Regions from separate parts of the Homo sapiens genome. Here region 2 is linked to region 1. A link is a loop called in an ENCODE intact Hi-C map of the cell type or tissue named here. Cell type or tissue: psoas muscle. All regions are shown on one strand. Links, peaks and the distances in the headings refer to the core of each region. The heading gives the core; the rest is flanking DNA.

Region 1 (9,874 bases), core at 1,875-9,874:
CCTTTTTAAGTAGACCTTATCTTTTAGAGGAACTTTGGGCTTACAGAAAAATTGCTCAGGGAGTATACAGAGTTCCCACAGACCCCCTCTCCTTGAGTGCCCCTCCATTATTAACATCTTGCATCGTGTGGTGTGATCTGTTCCAATTGATAAACCAATACTGATGCATTACTATTAAGTCCAGAGTTTACCCCCAGGTTTCATCCTTGCAAAATGTCCTTTAGCCACCACTATGGTGTCACACAGAAGTGTCACTGCCTGAAAAGCTGCCTCTGCCCTGCCTGTGCATTCCTGCCTCCCCCGGCCCCTGGCAGCCCTGGCTCTTTCCACTGCCGCCTTGGCATTGCCCTCTCCAGGCTGTGGTATCATTGGAATCATACAGCACGTAGCCTTTCGAGATTGGCTTCTTGCCATGAGTGAGATGCAGCTAGGGCTCCTCTGGGTTTTTTTGTGGTTTCATAGTGCATTCTTTTCGGGCCGGATATTGTTCCATTGTCTGGATGTACCTCGGTTTATCCCTTTGCCTACGGAAGGACTTCTTGTTTACTTCCAAGTCTCGGCAGTAATGAATAAAGCCTCTGCAAACATGTGTGTGCAGGTTTTAGGGTGGACACAAGTTTTCAATTCATTTGCAGAAACACCCAGGAGGGCCATTGCTGGTTGTATGGTAGGAGGACGTTTGATTTTGTAAGAAACTGCCCCGCGGTCTTCCAAAGTGGCCGCACTGTTTGGCGTTCCCACTGCAAAGGTGGTGCTTCCTGCTGCTCCACGTCCTCAGCAACTTCTCATCGGTGTGTCGGGACATGCTCTTCTGCTTCCACCTGCTAGACCTGAGCCAGGAGCCCCGCTGCAAGGGCAGCCCCTAAACTGAGCTTTGCGAGTCAGGCTGGGGGAGCTGGGGCGTTTTTACAGTGAGGGTCCCTGAAGGGTTTTAAGGGAACGTACGAATTCAGCTGGGAAAGCACTTTCAGCCTGCAGATGAGAATCAGGTCGTGGGGGAGAGGGGCCGTTCACACATACACTCACTCATTCATTCATTCGTACAGAGGGTGGGGGGAGGGGCTGTTCACACACACACTCATTCATTCATTCATTCAGAGGGTGGGGGAGGGGCCGTTCATACATACACTCATTCATTCATACAGAGGGTGGGGGAGGGGCCGTTCACAGATACACTCATTCATTCATTCATACAGAGGGTGGGGGGGAGGGGCCGTTCACACATACACTCATTCATTCATTCATACAGAGGGTGGGGAAGGGGCTGTTCACACATACACTCATTCATTCATTCATTCAGAGGGTGGGGGAGGGGCCGTTCATACATACACTCACTCATTCATTCATTCAGAGGGTGGGGGAGGGGCCGTTCACAGATACACTCATTCATTCATTCATACAGAGGGTGGGGGGAGGGGCCGTTCACACATACACTCATTCATTCATTCATACAGAGGGTGGGGGAGGGGCTGTTCACACATACACTCACTCATTCATTCATAGACTCATTCATTCATCCCGCCAATAAACACACAAAAAGGTGCAAACACTTGTAGCGAAATCACTGTAAGCACAAACCAGTGAGCCACCATGTTCAAATGCAGGTTTTCAAAGATTAGGAAGAAATGGCAACCCCCTTGTTTTACCCAGCACCTACTTGTGCCAGGCCCTGGCTGCAGATCACCGGCTCTCACTGTCCAGGAACCAGACAGCCCAGGGGAGGCCAGACCCAGGCACCAGGATCCCTGGGGCAGAGCAGGCAGGACTCACAGGAGAGGCACAGGCAGCTCAGAAGGGTTGTTGCCAGCCCTTGCCCATCCTGCAGGCCACAGCGTGGACCACAAACCCTCCTTGCCTGCGTCCAGCATCCTCAGACCCTGTGTACCGGCTGGGTGACCATGGCTCTGGGAATGTGGCTTGCTCACATCCACAAAGCCATTGTGCATTACACCAGGATAGAACCCAGAAGACACCACCCCCCCAAACAGCCTGCGGCCCTCCCCAGAGCTGTGATAGACACACCCATTGCCCCAAAATTTTTCTCGTGCCCTGTGTGGCTCCCCATCCCATCCTGGATTTCCCAGTCTCAAGCAAGCAATGTCCTGGTCGGTTTCTGCTTTTGTATGTGTGTGTGTGTGTGTGTGTGTGTGTGTGTGTGTGTGTGTTTTGAGACGGTCTCACTCTGTTTCCCAGGCTGGAGTGTGGAAGTGCAGTGGCACAGCAAGAGCTCCTTGCAGCCTCAAAGCTCCTTGCAGCGCCAGCCTGTGATCACCAGCCACACACGTGGCCACCTGGCTTTTCTCCCAACCAGAAGAGAAGGCCCCCCACCCACATGGGAGGCTGCGTTTGGACAGGACCAGGACAGCAGGCGGGGGTGTGTTGGTGCTGCCCTGACGAAGCCCTTCAGAATCAGCTGCCATTAGAGACTTCTTGTCTCCCCATCAGCCCCTCCCTCTCCCTCCCCCCTCCCTCCCACCTTCCTCCCCCACTCCCTCCCACCTTCCCAGCCAACCTGGCCCCTTTGCTGCAGCAGCAGAGCCCCTCCCAGCACCTGCTCCTGGTGGCCCAGGGCTCAACAGTGCCTCCATTCTAGGAGTCCCATCTTAATCCCAGTTCCCCCCACCATTCTTGGCCTCCTAGGCACCCTGCTCTCGGGTGCCACAAAGAGGGGGTGGCAGAGGTAGTCAGCCTCTCACATGGCGTGGTCGGGGGCCTCTGAGGGTCCACGTGGGCCTTCTTGTGCCCCTGTAGCATGTGGGCTTCCCGGGCCGCAGGGCCTGGGCACGTGCTGACCCCGCACACTTGCCATGCCCTCTTCCCACGGAGGCCTCATTCACCCACCTCATTGAAAACTGCAGCCTCGGCCAGGCACGGTGGCTCACACCTGTAATCCCGACACTTTGGGGGGCCAAGGTGGGTGGATCATTGAGCCCAGGAGTTTAAGTCCAGCCTGGGCAACATGGTGAAACCCCTGTCTCTACAAAAAATAGACAAGTGAGCCAGGTGTAGCGGCGTGCGTGTATCGGTTGCTCATATTTCTGATTCCAGGGCTTGGCTGCTTCTGTCTGTCGCTCATGTTTTCTGCAGGCTGAATTGTGTCCTGCTTAAAATTCTTACCTTGCGGCCGGGCACAGTGGCTCACGCCTGTAATCCCAGCACTTTGAGAGGCCGAGGCGGGTGGATCACCTGAGGTCAGGAGTTGATCAGCTGGCCAACAGGGTGAAACCCTGTCTCTACTGAAAATACAAAAATTAGTCGAGTGTGGTGGTGCGTACCTGTAGTCCCAGCTACGAGGGAGGCTGAGGCAGGAGAATCGCTTGAACCTGGGAGGTGGAGGTTGTAGTGAGCCGAGATCGTGCCACTGCACTCCAGCCTGAGCGACAGAGTGAAATCCGTCTCAACAAAAAAAAAATCATATGTTGAAGCCTTAGTCGCTAATACTTCAGAATGTGACTGTTTTTGCAGATGGAGTCTTTAAAGACATAATTAAATTAAAATGGAGTCATATGGGTGGGTCTTAATCCAATAGGACTGGTGTCCTTATAACAAGAGGAGATGAGGACACAGACACGCACAGAGGGATAGCCCCGTTGGGGACACAGGGAGATGGTGGCATCTGCAAGCCCCGGAGAGAGGCCTCAGGAGGAACCAGCTCCACAGCACCTTGATCTCGGACTCCAACCTCCAGGACTGTGAGAGAATAAATGTCTGTCATTTAAGCTGCCCAGACTTGGTGCTTTCTTATGGCAGCCTGAACAAATTACTTAGGGTGGGAATGTTTTCCTGACGTGTTTTTCCAAGTGTCTTTAATGTATGAATGACATGACTCCTTCTCTGTCATACTTGATTCAAAATATTTTCCCAGTTTTGTCATTTGCCTTATACTTTTTAAAACCACCTTCGTTGAGGGTGTCATTGACACGCAGCCATTGCCATGTTTAAACTGCACGATTCCATCCATCTTAATCTACATAGACAGCCATGAAGCCAGCCCCATCAGGAGACAAACACCCTCATTGCCCCAAAATTGTCCTCGTGCCCTGTGTGGCTCCCCATCCCACCCTGGACCTCCCAGTCCCAAGCAACCAATGCCCTGGTTGGTTTCTGCTTGTGTGTGTGTGTGTGTGTGTGTGTGTGTGAGAGAGAGAGAGACAGCGTCTCACTCTGGTTTCTACGTGTGTGTGTGTCTGTGTGTTTGAGACAGGGTCTCTCTCTGGTTTCTGCGTGTGTGTGTGTGTGTGTGTGTGTGTGTTTGAGACAGGGTCTCACTCTGGTTAGTTTCTGCGTGTGTGTGTGTGTGTGTGTGTTTGAGACAGGGTGTCACTCTGTTTCCCAGGCTGGAATGTGGGCACGCCGGCGTGTGTGTGTGTGTGTGTGTGAGACATGGTCTCTGGTTTCTGCTTGTGTGTGTGTGTGTGTGTGTGTGTGTGTGTGTGTGTTTGAGACAGTGTCTCACTCTGGTTAGTTTCTGCTTGTGCGTGTGTGTTTGAGACAGGGTCTCACTCTGTTTCCCAGGCTGGAGTGTGGGAGTGTGTGTGTGTGTGTGTGTGTGTGTGAGACAGGGTCTCTGGTTTCTGCTTTTGTGTGTGTGTGTTTGAGACAGTGTCTCACTCTGGTTAGTTTCTGCATGTGTGTGTGTTTGAGACAGGGCCTCACTCTGTTTCCCAGGCTGGAGTGTGGGAGTGTGTGTGTGTGTGAGAGAGAGACAGGGCCTCACTCTGTTTCCCAGGCTGGAGTGTGGGAGTGTGTGTGTGTGTGTGTGTGTGTGTGTGTGTGTATGTGTTGTGGGGTCACACACCTCAGATGATGTTTCTTTGTGTGTGTTGTGGGGTCACACACCTGGGATGTTTCTGTGTGTGTGTGTGTTGTGGGGGGTGATGTTTCTGTGTGTGCATGTGTTGGGGGGGATATTATTTGTATGTGTGTGTGTGCGGGGTGATGTTTCTGTGTGTGTGTGTTGTGGGGGGTGATGTTATGTGTGTGTGTGTTGCAGGGTCTGCACATGTGTGTGATGCTATCTGGAGGTTCTGTTTTGTCCTCTGGGTCCTGGCCTTGTCCCCAACCCCATCGCAGACTGAGGGGGCCGTGCTGCTCCCCCCCATCCCCCGCTCCTTGGCCCCCATCCCCGGCAGCAGAACTCCCGGATGTGGCCGCCCGCCCGCCCCTGAGTCTTTCTGGGGGCCGTTCTGGACTCCAAACCTTCCTCTGTGAATATTTTGCTGTACAAGTCTCTGCGTCTTGATCCAATTTCTATGATTTATACTTTCCATAATTTTCTCTGGTCAGGATTTTCAGATTTACGACCCGCGTGCGCTCTGCTGTCCTGCGTTCCGGAGAAGGCTGTCTGTGTCTTCCCTGCCTGCTGTCTGCTGGGAGTGCACTCTCCTGCACTGTTTTTCCCCGACCAGGGCCTGGGGTGCACCCCTCACGCAGGAGCCGCTCCCGCCTGCCTCTGCCTTTCTGGGGGGTGGCAAAGTCTCTTTCGCAGCCCTGCCCTCCTCCCTCACCCCCTCCCGAGGCAAAGTTTCTCTGCCCCCAGTGGATTGACAGCTGGCGCAGATGGCCAGGGTCTGGGGCTGGGGGTGAGGCCTGCAGATCACCCCCTTCTGCACAAAGACCCTATGGGAGTGGAGAGTGGAGGGGCCCTATAGGCTTGCGCGGGGATGGAGCCCACGTTTTAGAGGGAAAAGCTGTGGGCAGCGTCTGATGGGCATCCAGGCACCGCCCTGGCCGTAGCAGCAGGTGGCACGTGCTGGCCAGTGCCCTCCTGAGCTGGCCCTGCGCGTACTGGCCAGTGCCCTCCTGAGCTGGCCCCGCGGATGACCAGGACGCTGTGCCATTGGCTAGCCCCTACCTGCCTCCTCTCGTGTCCTCCGGGGCCCCCATGCAGAAGCAAGTACAGACTGTGAAGGGGGTTCTGCAGCTTTATTCACAGGCCCCAGGGGATGAAGGCAGCAAGGACACAGACGCGGGGGACGCCCCGGGATGGCCTCTCCACCCCCAGGACTGTCAGGGAGCCCCTGACAGGATTGTGGGGGCTGGAGGATGTGGAGTCCCACGAGCGGCCCTGGTGTGCAAGAGGGCGGAGGGTCTCTGCCTCGAGGGGCCTTTCTGGCCTCTCTACTTCCAGCGCCCGCCGACTTTGCCCTTGGCTGGGGTCCCAGCCTTCTTGCTGCTGCAAATGGGAAGCAAGTGATCCTTCAGGGTCAGGGCCTCTGGCCATGCCCCTCCTGGTCCCCCACCCTGGGCGGACTCTCAGCCCGACCCCAGGCTGCTCTCAGGGCACAGGCCCGGCCCAAGCTTGCGGCCCACACCCAGCTTCAGTCCGGGCAGTGCCCACTCACCTGTGCCTGGCGGGCCTAGGTCGTTAGTGTGGTTAGGGGGCTGGCACGTGAGCCCGGGGCACCCTCCCTCTGTCCTCCTTTCTTTGCCTGAGGTACCACTGCAGACAGACCCCTGAGCTGGGGAAGACTGTCTTAGCAGATAATGATATAATCCTAGACGCTTGGCCTTGAAAGAGCTCATGCCCCTCCAGACGGTGGCCTCTGAGGGGCCCAGGAGCCTGCCCCATTTGTCTGAGGTCTTCATGTGGCCACGAGCCGGGAGGAGCTGGGTGCGGGTGAGGGGTGAAGGCGGGTGGAGGACAGGAGTGCTTCGGCCCGCGAGGCCGGCCCCATTCAGACGCGGCTGCTCAGCAGGACACCTGGCTGGCAAAGGCCGTGCCCTCACACACGTTCCTGGGCACTCTCGGCACATGCACACATGCACACACGCAGGCACATGCACACCACGCCGACTGCCCACCCTCAGAGGGGTCTGCAATGACCCCTGACGGCACAACAGGGAGGCCGTGAGGTCACGTGCACCACGGAGGAGCCCGCCCTGGGCGCCGCAGGGAAGCCAAGGCGACAGGAGGAGGGAGAAGAATCCCAGAAAACATCGAAACTCCAAGTAGCCCCCAAACACTGCGATCCTTGGGGAAATGGCACTGGCTGTGCAGCTGGGCTCCATGACAGGATCCCCAGCGTGGCATCGCCGGGGGCACCCTGGGTGCAGCCCCATGCAGGTGGTCGAGTAGCTGTGTCAAGGGATCCCACAGCCCCCAGGGACACGATTTTATGGATGAGGTTTCACCATCCTGAGGAGTCCATGATTTTGCCCAGCGTCACAGAGGGGCTGGTGATGAAGCCCTGACTGCTTAATTCCCTGTCCTAGGTCCCCTTGGAGGGTGGGACACTGGCGGGATACCCTGGGGCCCAGGTTGGCCACACCAAAGGCCCCCCGAGTAGCCCCTTCTAGGGGTCCCCTGGCTGCCCTCTCCCTGCAGCCAGTGCCAGACTCGGGGCGAGGGCGTGACAGGCAAGCCCCATTGGGATCCCTCCTCCTGACTCTGCCACCCCCCAGGGCTCCCCTGCGTGCAGGAGAGGGAGGAGGCTCCGGGTCCCTGGCCACAGGCCTGCGCATGCTGGCCTGGGTGGCCTGGCCGGGTTAGTCTCGTTACTGCCCTGCCGAGGCCAGCCACCACCGGCCCTTGTTAGGGACTGGCTACAGCGGCTGGCCCCAAGGGCCCCTGTGCCCAGTGCGGAGCGAGGACGGCAGGGCTACTCACTGCTTCTGGGCCTGGTCAATGCGGCTCCTGAGCGTGGTGATCTGTGAACAACATGAGTGACTCACTGCGACGACCCGAGGGCCAGGCCTGCGTGTACTGGGTGAAGGCCTGTCTCCACCGCAGGGTGGGCTGGGCTGCGCGACCCAGGGCTGCTGGGCCCCCATGAGGGCTCCTCGGCTCCCTTACTGTCTCCTGGCTCCTTGTGCAGGGGGACACCGTCCCGTGGCCCCTGGGCTCATGCCTGGACTTACTCTCGCCAGCCTGTACTGGCCTGGACTGCCACACACAGCAGCCCGTAGCTGGCCACTTACCTTCAGCCTGCGGCAGGATGTGGGGCGGGGGGTACGGAGCACGGATGGGGCTGGGGAGGGGTTGCAGGTGAGGCCTGCGGACCCCTCCTTCTCAGCTCCAGCTCCCTTCAGCCGCTGAGCTCAGAGCTCCGAACGGCCCTGCTGCTCCTGGGCCAGCCGCTCCCGCCCTCGTGCCTGTGCCCAGGGGCACTCTGTGGCCGCTGCTGGCTTGAGGCGGAGCTCCTGGGAAGGTGGGGGCCCTTCCTCGCTTGCCAACAGGGCAGCGGCCACTGGGAAGCCCCCGGCTGCAGGCACGAGGGGAGAGCGGGGGCAGGAGGAAGGCTCCAGGCCCCCTGCCGCCAGCATCCTGAGCGATCCAGGTTTTTGCCATGCGAGAGGTTCACCTCACCGTGCAACGCACACCCACGGGCCTGGCCCAGGGCGGACCCGGCTACTTACAACTTGGCCAGCATCTGCACTCTGGCCCGGACATTCATGATCTAGAAAGACCAAGATGGTTACAAGGCTGGATGGGCGGCTGGGGCATCGAGGCCCGGCTGTGGGCTAGCTTGGCCTGGTGATGGCCCTCCAGGCTCTGGAGCCCCTGGGGGCCCGCTGTGGCCGCATCTATCCAAAGCCAGTGGGTCCCTGATTCAGCTCTGGGAACACAGCATGGGAAGGACCTGGGTCCTGTGCCGTGAAGCCCGTCTCAGGGCCAGCCCCTCTGGGAGAGCCCCAAGGGTGAGGTCAGGGCTGTCCCTCATGCCTGGACCCCCTGGGGACAGCTCTGGGAGGGAGTGTAATCGCCCTGCCTCTGTCGGAGGGGAGCTCGTGGAAGCTCAGGTGGAACAGGTGGCCTGCCCAGAACCCCCGAGAAGGAGCTCGGATTTGCCCGGCTGGCTTGGACTGGTCGCCCCACACCTGCTGCACCTGGGTAGAGCACAAGCCCCGTGGGCACAGCCGCCCTCCCCTGGGGCCTCTGGCGGTGCTGGAGGGTGGACATCGTGGCCCTGATGGTGATGCTGGAGTGTCTGCATTTGCCCCGAGCACGTGGATCACCCATGGCTGCGCCCCTCACCCCTCGCCCCTGGAGCCCAAACGGGTGTTTGGGAGGGTGGGAAGCAGCTTGGCTTCCACCCTAGCTCCCACATTGTACCCCAGTCCCTGAGGCCGCCCGGGCAGGCTGCCTTCCCCAGTCCCAGCTTTGCCTGCGGTGATAGTGCCTGCATGGGATGGTGGCTCTGCTCCGTCCCAGACGGGCACAGTCCCAGGCCCCTTTTCCCAGCCACAGGGTGCAGTGTGTCACCCCTCTCTGTCTGCCCTGAGGAAGCAGGTGTCCGGGGCCCTGGTGGAAGCCAGAGTCTGGGTTTGTGGAGGAGGCTCTGTCGAAAGGACGCCCCACACCAGACGGACTCGGTGCCCCGGGGCCGAGCTGGGTGATGATGGGGACTTTCTATAAGCTTAAAGGGGTTCCGAAAATGAACCCTGAGTCCACTTGGCCATGGCTGCTCTGCCACGACAGTCCTTTTGGCAGGGGTAACCAAGGCCGCCCAAAGGGGCCAGGTTCATCGCTCAGGGCGCTGCATGGCCAGCCAGGAGGACGGGCTCTGGCCACAGTCCCCAGCAGGAAAGCAGCCTCAGCCAGGGGTCCGTGGCAACAGCCTGTTTGGGCCTCTCAGGGTCCAGGTCCCTGGGGTGGGCAGGTCCAGAGTTTGGTAGGGACGCAGGGAGATGGCTGCTCTGCTGGTGGGTGAAAGCCGCTAGGGCCCCAGGGCCGGAGGTGCCGGGACTCACGTCATATTTCTGGCGTTTCAGCTTCTCCCCAAACTCGAACTTGTCAATCTCCAGCTGGTGCAGGGTCTCCCAGAGCTCCTTGGCCTTGTCCCTGGGGCAGAGGAAGTGGTGAGGCTTCGTTGAATAAGCCCCAAAGGCAGGGCCAGGCCCCTGGAGTCCTCCTGCAGCCACTGGGGAGCAC
Region 2 (10,249 bases), core at 1,459-9,458, 48 kb after region 1:
AAAAGAAAAAGAAGAATAATTTGCATTCGTACCTCACACTATACACAAACATTAACTCAAAAAGGATCGTGGGTCTAAATGTAAAGCTGGAGCCATAAAAACACAGGAGAAAATCTTTATGGCTCTGGATAAGGCAAAGATTTCTCAGACATGATACCAAAAGCACAATTCCTAAAAGAACAAATTGACAAACTGAAATTCATCAAAAATGTTTAAAATTTGCTCTTCAGATGGTTAACGGTGAGAGGACAAGGCCACCAACCAGGAGAAAAATCTTTGCAAATCTATTTCATCAAGGATTGATTCAGAATATATACAAAGAACTCTCACGGTGGCTCACGCCTGTAATCCCAGCACTTTGGGAGGCTAAGGCAGGCGGATCACTTGAGGTCAGGAATTCGAGACCAGCCTGAACAACATGGTGAAACCCCACCTCTACTAAAAATACAAAAATTAGCCCGGCGTGGTGGCAAATGCCTGTAGTTCCAGCTACCTGGGAGGCTGAGGCAGGAGAATCGCTTGAACCCAGGAGACGGAGGTTGCAGTGGGCCAAGATGGCGCCACTGCACTCCAGCCTGGGCAACAAGAGCAAAACTCCATCTCAAAAAAAAAAAGAAAGAAAGAACTCTCAAACTCAACAATAGGAAAACAAATAACCCAATTTTACAGCAACGGGCAAAAGATCTGAACAGATGCTTCCCCCAGCAAGATGTATCAGTGGTGAAGTAGCACGTGCAAAGCTGCACGGCACCCCTGGTGCCGGGAGACACGCAAGCCAAAATCACAGACCGCACCCTCCACGTCTAGGAAGGGCCAAAGTCAGCGAGATGAACCATTCCAACTGCAACAAGAAATGAGAGCTAGGCCGTTTCTGAACAAGTTTCACACACACCTCCCACGGCATCTAGTCGTTTTATTTCTAGGCCTCTCCCCAAGAGTAAAGGAAATGTATGTCCTTCTGAAAACCTGTGTGTGAATGTAAATGGCCACATTACTTTCCATCATTCAAAACTGGAAACCACCCTGATGTCCACCAAGAGACGAACAGATGAGCGGGTTGGGGTGTACCCATGCTGTGGCAATAAAAATGAGTGTTTACAACAGACACAGCAGCAAGCATGGATCTCAGAATAGTTATGCTACGTGACAGAAGTCAGACAAGGAGTGCGTGCGTGCTGCAGGATGCCATTTATGTAACACTGTAAAAAAGCACAAACCCTTGGGTGCAGGGCTCATGCCTGTAATCCCAGCACTCTGGGAGGTGGAGGCAGGGGGGGTCGCTTGAGCCCAAGAGTTTGAAGCCAGCCTGGGCAACATAGCAAGACCTCGTCTCTACAAAAAAAATCAAAAACTTAGCCAGGTGTGGTGGTGGGCACCTGCGGTCCCAGCTACTTGGGAGGCTGAAGCAGGAGGATCCGTTGAGCCCAGGAGGTTGAGGCTGCAAGGAGCTCTCATTGTGCCACTGCACTCCCAGCCTGGGAAACAGAGTGAGGCTCTGACACACACACACACACACACACACACACACTCCCACACTCCCAGCCTGGGAAACAGAGTGAGGCTCTGACACACACACACACACATTCCAGCCTGGGAAACAGAGAACTTGTCACACACACACATACACACAAACACACACACACTCCCAGCCCGGGAAACAGAGTGAGGCCCTATCACACACACACACACACACACTCCCACACTCCAGCCATCCACCCACCCACCTACCCATCCACTCATTCATCCCTTCCTCCATCCATCCTTCCCGCTCTCTGTCCATCCATTCATCTATCCCTTCACCCATCCATCCACCCACCCATCTACCCATCCACTCATCCATCTCTCCATTCATCCATCCACCTATCCATTCACTCACTCACCTATCTATCTATCCGTCCTTTCATCCATCCTTTCATCTACCCATCCACACATCCATCCCTCCATTCATCCATCCACCTATCCATCCATCCACCTGTCCATCCACTCTCATCCATCCCTTCATCCATCCATCCATCTACCCATCCATGCATCCATCCCTTCATTCATCAATCCCTCCATTATCTATCTATCCATCCATCCAACCACCTACCCATCCCTTCATTTATCGCTCCTTCCATCCATCCATCCACCCACCCACCTACCCATTCACTCACTCATCCCTCCCTCCATCCCCCCTCTCTCCCTCTGTCCATTCATCCAGCCATCCCTTCATCCATCCATCCACTCATCTACCTATCCACTCATGCATCCCTCCTTTCATCCATCCACCTATCCATTCACTAACCCATCCATCCATCCATCCAGCCAGCCAGCCAGCCAGCCAGCCATCCTCCCACCCACCCATCCATTCACCCACCTATTCACCCACTCATCCATCCATTAGTCCATCCATCCACCCACCTGCTTACCCATTCACTCATCCATACATCCCTCTATCCATTCATCCATCCCCTATTCATCCACTCACCCATCCCTCCACTCACCCACCCAACCATTCATCCACTCACCCACCTACCCATCCATTCACCTGCTTATCCGTCCACTCATCCATCCATCTATCAATCCATCCATCCACCCACCCACCCACTTACTCATTCACTCATCCATATGTCCGTCTATCCATTCATCCATCCCCTATTCATCCACTCACCCATCCCTCCACTCACCCACCCAACCATTCATCCACTCACCCACCTACCCATCCATTCACCTGCTTATCCGTCCACTCATCCATCCATCAATCCATCCATCCACCCACCCACCCACTTACTCATTCACTCATCCACATATCCCTCTATCCATTCATCCATCCCCTATTCATCCACTCACCCATCCCTCCACTCGCTCATCCAGCCATTCATCCACTCACCCACCTACCCATCCATTCACCCACCTATCTGTCCACTCATCCATCCATTCATCTGATCATCTATCCATTCGTCCACCCACCTACCCATCCATCCATCCACCCACTTGCCCACCCAGCCATTCATCCACTCGCCCACCTACCCATCCATTCACCCACCTATCCATCCACTCATCCATCCATTAATCTATTCATCTATCCATTCGTCCACCCACCTACCCATCCATCCATCCACCCACCCATCCACCCATTTGTCTGTTTTCCAAACCTTCACTGAGCACCTCCTGTGTGGTGTTGGGGGAGGCCCCGAGGTGGATCTTGCCCTCAGTGGGTGCGAAGTCAAGGCACAGAAGTTTATATTGGGCTAGTCCTGGTTGGGGTAGGGATATCACAGACATTCTGGAAAAGGAAGCCCGGACCCCACCCATTGTGTGTGCTCTGACTTAGGCCACCAGAGAGCTTATGTCCTGGCGTCTTATACTGCAAAGGCCATGAGACAGGTCAGACTGCCTGAACCCAGAGGCCACAGCATGCTGTGCAGTGTGGGAATGGGCTGGCCACTGGCCCAACATTTCCATCCTGGCCAGCCCTGCCCCCTTAGTGAGTACAAGACAGCCAGCACATGAGAATACACAGGGAGCTTTATTATACAAAATGGCGGGGTGGGGGGCGGCAAGCAGCGGGGGACGCAGCATCAAGCATCCTGCATGGCCGTTATCAGCCCTTGACCTGCAGTTTCTCCTTGGATCTGGGGGGGTGACCCACCCTCTCTGCACAGGCTGTGCCTCAACCTCCTAACTTCCTAGAAGGCACTTGGCCTCTCCAGGGGTAAGTCCCTTTGGCCAATGATCAGGAGTTTCTTTCCTCCCCCAAGTAACAAGAAGCGGAGCTGGGTGGGGAGGGCGGGGGCGGTGGTCAGAGAGTGGAAGGGCAGAGAGGCTAAAGGGTCCAGGAGCAAAAGGAGGTGGCAGCGGATGGCATCAAAGAGGCGAGGGTAGGTCATGCTGGCAACAGGAAGCAACTTCTTAGCCAGGGCCGGGGGGCGGGTGTCTGGCTGGAATCTCCCCTGGGTACATGGAGGGTGCCAGCCGGCTGGACCTGCAGACCCAGGAAGCTGGAACATAGGCATGGGGTGCAGGGGGCATTAGGCTAGGGTCCAGGGAGGGGCCACAGACCTGCCTCCTGCAAGCCCACAGAGCCTGCTCCCCGAGCCTCTCTCTGCTGGCCTCCCTGCCCTGCCCACACCCCCACTCCACCACAGGAGAAGACGTCCTGCCTCAGAGGCCTGCTTCCCAGTGCGAGCACTTGTGCCCTGGGTCAGGACCTCTGGCTGGAGACCTGACTCCTGGTGGAGGGAAGGCGGCCTGCCTGCCAAGCAGCCTGCCCACCCTGGGAGCTAGAACTGGGGTTCTCGTGGTTCCTGCAGTCCCGTCATCCAGAGGAGGCCGGTAGCTGAGAGCAGTCCTAAGCAGGCTCCTTCCGCCCCCACCCCTCCAGCAGCTCTGTTCTTGCCTTGGCAGAGCCAGCCCCCACCAGCGGCAGCCCCCAGGACTCCCTCCTTCCCCAAACCAGAGAGCCTCTGGCTCGGACAGATGCCATTTGTCAATGTCCTTGCAAACACGTGGTGCCCAGAAACCAGGGTGGGCGGCTTGGCCGGGCCACCCCAGACAGGAGGTCTGCGGGAATATCCCATTTAGCATAGCTCAGCGAAAACTGCTCCCACCTTCCGGCCAATCTACCTCTGATGATGCAGCCTCGGCTTTCCCAAGCCTCTTGGCCGCCACCCCTCACCGCTGGCTCGCAGCGGACGCGCCTGTGGTTGAGCCGGCGACAACAGGGCGCCCCTCACGTGTCTGGGGGCAGCCGCTCTTCCAGCCCTGGGCTTGGCCAGCAGCTGGCCAGGGGCATGCCTGTCACTTGGGGCTCACCCGCGTCTCCGTCTCCCACCCCAGCCCACACGGTGTTGCGGCCTGACCCAGGCTGTGTACTTGGGGCCTGCTTTGTGCTGGGGTGGCATGGAGGACAGAGCCCTGGAGGCAGGTTCTAGCCCCATCCCTGGAGGGACTCGGCCTCTGTGGCCTCATTTCTACACTAGGGTGATGGTGGGGCCACCCCAAAGTCCCCAAGGCACAGTCGAGCTCAGCATGTCCCTGGCAGGTTCTGGGTGCTCAGGAAGCAGAATACTCAGGCCTCCACACCCCTGGCCCCAGGTCCTCCTTGGACCACAGGAGACACAGGCCTCCCACCTCAGGAGGGAGGAGGGCTGGCCTGACCACTGTCCCTCCCACCCTAGGACACAGTCATGCTCATATCGGCTGCGTCGATGGCACCCGAGGTGTGCGGCCCAAGCCTCCAGGGAACCCCTGGACCCCCACCGCCCCTGCTGCCCAAGCCAGGGAAGGACAACTTGCGTTTGCAGAAGCTCCTGAGGAAGGCAGCCCGGAAGAAGATGATGGGAGGCACACACCTCGCTCCACCCAGGGCCTTCCGCACCTCCCTGTCCCCCGTGAGTGAGGCCAGCCATGACCAGGAGGTCACAGCCCCGCACGCTGCTGAGGGCCCGCACCCCGCCGAAGCCCCACGCCTTCCTGAAGCCCCACGCCCCGCCGAGGCTCCCCGCATGGTGGCTGCCCTACCCCGCTCCCCGCACACCCCCATCATCCACCACGTGGCATCACCCCTGCAGAAGTCCACGTTCTCCATCGGCCTCACCCAGCGCAGGATTCTAGCTGCTCAATTCAGGGCCATGGGGCCCCAGGTTGTAGCCTCGGCCCCAGAACCTACCCGGCCCCCCAGTGGCTTCGTCCCTGTCTCTGGGGGTGGGGGCACCCACGTCACCCAGGTGCACATCCAGCTGGCACCATCCCCACACAATGGGACCCCTGAGCCTCCCAGGACAGCCCCAGAAGTGGGATCCAACAGCCAGGATGGAGATGCCACCCCAAGTCCCCCCAGGGCCCAGCCCCTGGTCCCAGTGGCTCACATCCGCCCACTGCCCACCACAGTCCAGGCTGCCAGTCCCTTGCCTGAGGAGCCCCCTGTACCACGGCCGCCACCCGGCTTCCAGGCCTCAGTGCCCAGAGAGGCTAGTGCCAGGGTTGTGGTGCCCATAGCCCCGACCTGCCGCTCGCTGGAGTCCTCACCGCACAGCCTGGTCCCCATGGGCCCTGGCAGAGAGCACCTGGAGGAGCCCCCGATGGCTGGCCCCGCCGCTGAGGCCGAGCGAGTGTCCAGCCCTGCCTGGGCCTCATCCCCTACCCCACCATCAGGCCCTCACCCATGCCCTGTCCCCAAAGTTGCACCCAAGCCCCGGCTCAGTGGCTGGACGTGGCTCAAGAAGCAGCTGCTGGAGGAGGCCCCAGAGCCTCCGTGCCCAGAGCCGCGGCAGAGCCTGGAGCCAGAGGTGCCCACCCCCACAGAGCAGGAGGTGCCTGCCCCCACAGAGCAGGAGGTGCCCGCCCTCACCGCACCCCGGGCCCCCGCCTCCCGGACCTCCAGGATGTGGGATGCCGTGCTGTACCGCATGTCAGTGGCGGAGGCCCAAGGGCGCCTGGCAGGGCCCAGCGGTGGGGAGCACACCCCAGCCAGCCTCACCCGCCTGCCCTTCCTGTACCGGCCTCGCTTCAACGCCCGGAAGCTGCAGGAGGCCACCCGGCCCCCTCCCACAGTCCGCTCCATCCTGGAGCTGAGCCCCCAGCCCAAGAACTTCAACCGCACAGCGACTGGCTGGAGGCTCCAGTGAAGTGGCCAGAATGGCCCCCAGAGCCCAGGACCATGGGATGGACAGAAGAAGGGGCTGAGGCTCTAGCTGGGGGCCCATAGTTGCTGCATGAAGATGCACCAGGGCCCAAGGGGCATGGGGTGCAGGGCAGCCTGGGAAGGGCACATGGGGTGCTGAGGGAAGTCTGCATGGTTAGGAGGGTGGTCAGGTGGACGGGGCAGAGAGGACGAGCTGGAGCCCCTGGGCTGCAGTGGTGTGAGGGGAACAGAGAAGGGGTCTGCGTCGGGATGTAGGATGGGGGCCTTGGGATGAAAACTTTAGGTAAGATGGCAGAGGACTGCATCTACTGACCTAGCCCAGGCTCCTCAGGGGCCTGGGCCTCTCACTGATCCTCCCTTTTGCTGTCACCTTTTGCTGTCAAAGGTTTGGGGCCAGATCTCTGCTTGCTGAGGCATGGGTGCGGTCAGGCTGGCTTGGCCATCGGCGTCAGGAGCAGTCAGCAGTTTTGCTGCCTGTGCTTCCTGATGGCAGAGCCAGATCCTGGGACTAGGGTGCAGGGGGGAGCCCTCAGCCAGCGTGGGACTTGGCACCAATACAAGTGCTCAGGGGCAGGCAGGGAGGGGCTCATCAGGGGTGGAGGAGGGCCCAGCGTGACCTCTCTCTCGGCCCACCTCTGCTTCCCCTACCTGGGCTGACAGCCTGAGGGGGCAGAACTCGAGGGATTCGCTGGTGGGACAGCGAGGGTCTCAGCACTGGCCATGCCCAGGCTTTGACAGCTGGATGAGGAGGGAGCCCTCAGTCCCAACCCTATGGGAACAGCTTGGCCAAGCGGGACAGAGAAGGGGCTGTGGCCCTGGTGGGGAGAGTGGAGGGGCCTACTCAGCAGTCAGCCAGGCTCTGGTGGGGGTGGCCAACCACAGGAGAGGGACACAGAGGTACCAGAAAAAGCCTCTGCCACAGCTGCTTGAGAGTCAGGGTTTGGCAGGGGAAGATGGTAGGAGGACAGCTGCCCCACCCTGTGGTGTGATGGGTGCTGGAAATGGAGCCTGGGGCCCAGGTCACTAATAAATGTGTGTCTCACCATGGCAGGAGTGGCACTGCTCTGTCTGCAGCATGGGATGGGGAGGGCATCAGGACCTCTGAATCGCTCTCGGCTGGGACAGGGAGTAGGACCTAAGTTCCTGCCCCTCTATGGACCCTCAGCATACAGATGGTCAGGGAACCTGGGCTCCATGCCACCTGCTTCCTTCAATGCTAGCCCTGTGGTGGCCAGGCTGCCCCTCACTTCCCTCACGAGCCCTGCTGTGGCTTTTGGGGAGTCCCAGATGGGAGCCTTGAGCTTCCCTAGTGGAGCAGTGGCTGAGCCGGGCTGACTCTAGTGAAATGAGCAGAGAGTTTGAATCTGGTATCAGGTGAGAGAGGCAGCATCTGCACAGGACTGGGAGACTGAGCTGGTCTGGGTTCTGGCCAACTCGGAGTCCACCCTTGTAGCCTGCAACAGGGCTCCAGGCAGCCTCCAGGTTGCCAAGTTCCCAGCACAGTGCACGTGTGTGCACCTCATCCCCTTCTGTGAGTTGCCAGGGACTCACCGAGATGGGACGCCTAGGGAGCCGGGCCCCCTTCCACAAGCACCTTCTCATACTTCCCATGCCCGGTGGCCACAAACTTATACCTCTTCCCAGATGGGGTGCTCTGTTGGGAAAGGAGACCAAGAGTGAAGGTGAGAGCAGCAGAAAGGAGATGATGCTGCCTCCGCCTCTGGGAAGCCCTCCCAGATGCACAGAGGACAGTCCCTCTTTGCCCTCCCCTGCTGCACCCACCCTGCCTGCACCAACCACATTTAGGCTCTACCTTAATTGTTGATGAGGTCTTGGAGCCTCCCTTCTGCTCCCAGAGGCTTTTCTTGCTCATGTCTCCAGCCACAATATCCTGGGGGCAGCAGAAGGGTATGTCACAAGGGCAGACCCCTGGATCTTGGGGAGTAGAAGCCCTGGGCCCTTCTCTCCCGCCTTGCCTTACCTGGCCAGGGGGCCTGGGATCTGCCTACCTAAACTTTTTCTGTGTGATCCCAGTGGAAGAGGCAGGGAAAGGAATAAAGGTGCCATCTACCTCCACTCGGACAACACAGCCTTCTACACCAGCAAGGGTGAACCCAACCCTACTGCAATACCTCAGGGTTCTGTATACCCACATTCATCCTGGACAGTCCCATGCTTGTCTTAACAAGGAAACCCGGCCTGCTACTAAACTCCCAGGCGCTGGCTCTGCAGCCCAGCCTTGCCCCTGGAGGGGACCTTACCTTGCAGGACGGAGTCTTGGCCGCAGACTGAGCCTGTACCTCACCCGTCTCCCACCGACTCTTGGTACTGGCCACAGCCATGCTGGGCAGCTCTATGGAGGCCTGGCGGGCTAGCTTGGGGGTCCGGCCAGCGGTCTGCAGAGGAGGAAAAGCATCAGGATTACCTTAGTGGACAGCCACCGTGGTCACATCAGAGGGTCACACTGGGCAACCGTCTGCTTTGTGTTTGTGTTTTCCCTGGGAGCGCTTTCCCAATGCAGCCCCAGAGTGGGGATCACTGGAAAGATGAGCCTTCCTCCATTCGATGCAGTTGTGAGACACCTCCCTGTCCTGAAGAGCATCAGGGAGATGATGGCGCACAGGACAGATGTGGGTCTGCCTCCATGCTCCTCATGGGGTAGGGCTGGGGGACCATGGGATGGATGGAGGGACATTGAATGGATAGAGGGACAATGGTTAAATTTCAGAGTATTGGTTGGATGGAGGAGCATTGATTAGATGGAGGAGTATTGGTTGTATAGAAAGGTGTTGATAGATGAAGGAATATTGATTGGATGGAGGAGTACTGATTATATGAGGGAGTGTTTGTTAGATGGAGGGGCATTGATTGAATGGAGTAGTATTGGTTGGATAGAGCCGTATTGGTTCAATGAAGGGGCATTGATTGCATGCAACGACGTTGATTGGATAAAGGAGTATTGGTTGGATGGAGGGGCACTGGTAGGATGGAAAGGTATTGACTGGATGGAGGAGCAGTGAATGAATGAAGGAGTATTGATTGGATGGGGAAGTATTGGTTGGATGGAGGAATATTGATAGGATACAGGAGCATTGATAGGACGGAGGAGTACTGGTTGGATGGAGAGGCATTAATTGGATGGAGGAATATTGGTTGGATAGAAGGATGTTGGTTGGATAGAGGAACATTGATTGCATGGAGGAGTACTGGTTGGATGGAGGAGTATTGGTTGGTTGAAGGGGGATTAATTGAAATCAGAAGTATTGCTTGACTAGAAGGGCGCTGATTGGGTGAAGGAGTAAAGTATGGATGGAGGGGCATTAATTGCATAGAAGAGCACTGATTGGATGGAGGAATACTGGTAAGATAGAGGAGTGCTTGTTGGATAAGTGAGTACTGGGTGGATGGAGGGGCACTGGGTGGATGGAGGGGCACTGATTTAGTAGAGTGTTGGTTGGATGGAAGGATACTGGTTAGATGGAGATGTCCTGATTAGATAAAGAAGTATTGGTTGAATAGAAGGGCATTGATTGGAAGCAGAGGCATTGATTGGGTGAAACTATTTTGGTTGGATGGAGGGAAATTGATGGGATAGAAGGCCATTGATTGGGTGCAAGGCATTAT

The links. A loop is a pair of places that touch in the nucleus more often than their neighbours do. Peaks named below come from ENCODE experiments on the same cell type or tissue, not always from the same donor. Only the 100,000 strongest peaks of a DNase experiment are listed, where the experiment ranks them.
Region 2: a loop joins it to region 1, with 5 times the contacts of the local background. A loop is called at or near these places in 66 of 110 quality-filtered maps.

Annotation. Positions count from the first base shown.
Region 1 is chr11:1,934,739-1,944,612 of GRCh38, reverse strand. It overlaps TNNT3 (troponin T3, fast skeletal type), which reads right to left. Exons shown (of 16, transcript NM_006757.4): 14 at 9,694-9,784; 15 at 7,610-7,650; 16 at 5,911-6,175. The coding sequence ends at 6,121. Among named protein-coding and RNA genes, the nearest start is that of MRPL23, 7.7 kb to the left of the region's middle. RefSeq lists an enhancer at 8,258-8,855 and a silencer at 9,309-9,497. In psoas muscle, for the core only: no CTCF peak of the experiment used is centred there; DNase peaks (open chromatin) are centred at 5,102, 5,412, 5,982, 6,172 and 3 weaker places; H3K27ac peaks cover 1,097 bases.
Region 2 is chr11:1,885,504-1,895,752 of GRCh38, reverse strand. It overlaps LSP1 (lymphocyte specific protein 1), which reads right to left. Exons shown (of 11, transcript NM_002339.3): 8 at 8,887-9,021; 9 at 8,439-8,516; 10 at 8,177-8,279; 11 at 3,490-3,980. The coding sequence ends at 8,190. PRR33 (proline rich 33) reads left to right here and starts at 3,858. Exons shown (of 1, transcript NM_001395380.1): 1 at 3,858-7,675. The coding sequence starts at 5,169. The coding sequence ends at 6,608. RefSeq lists a silencer at 8,380-8,546. In psoas muscle, for the core only: no CTCF peak of the experiment used is centred there; DNase peaks (open chromatin) are centred at 4,672, 5,794, 6,043, 6,342 and 1 weaker place; H3K4me3 peaks cover 880 bases; H3K27ac peaks cover 3,109 bases.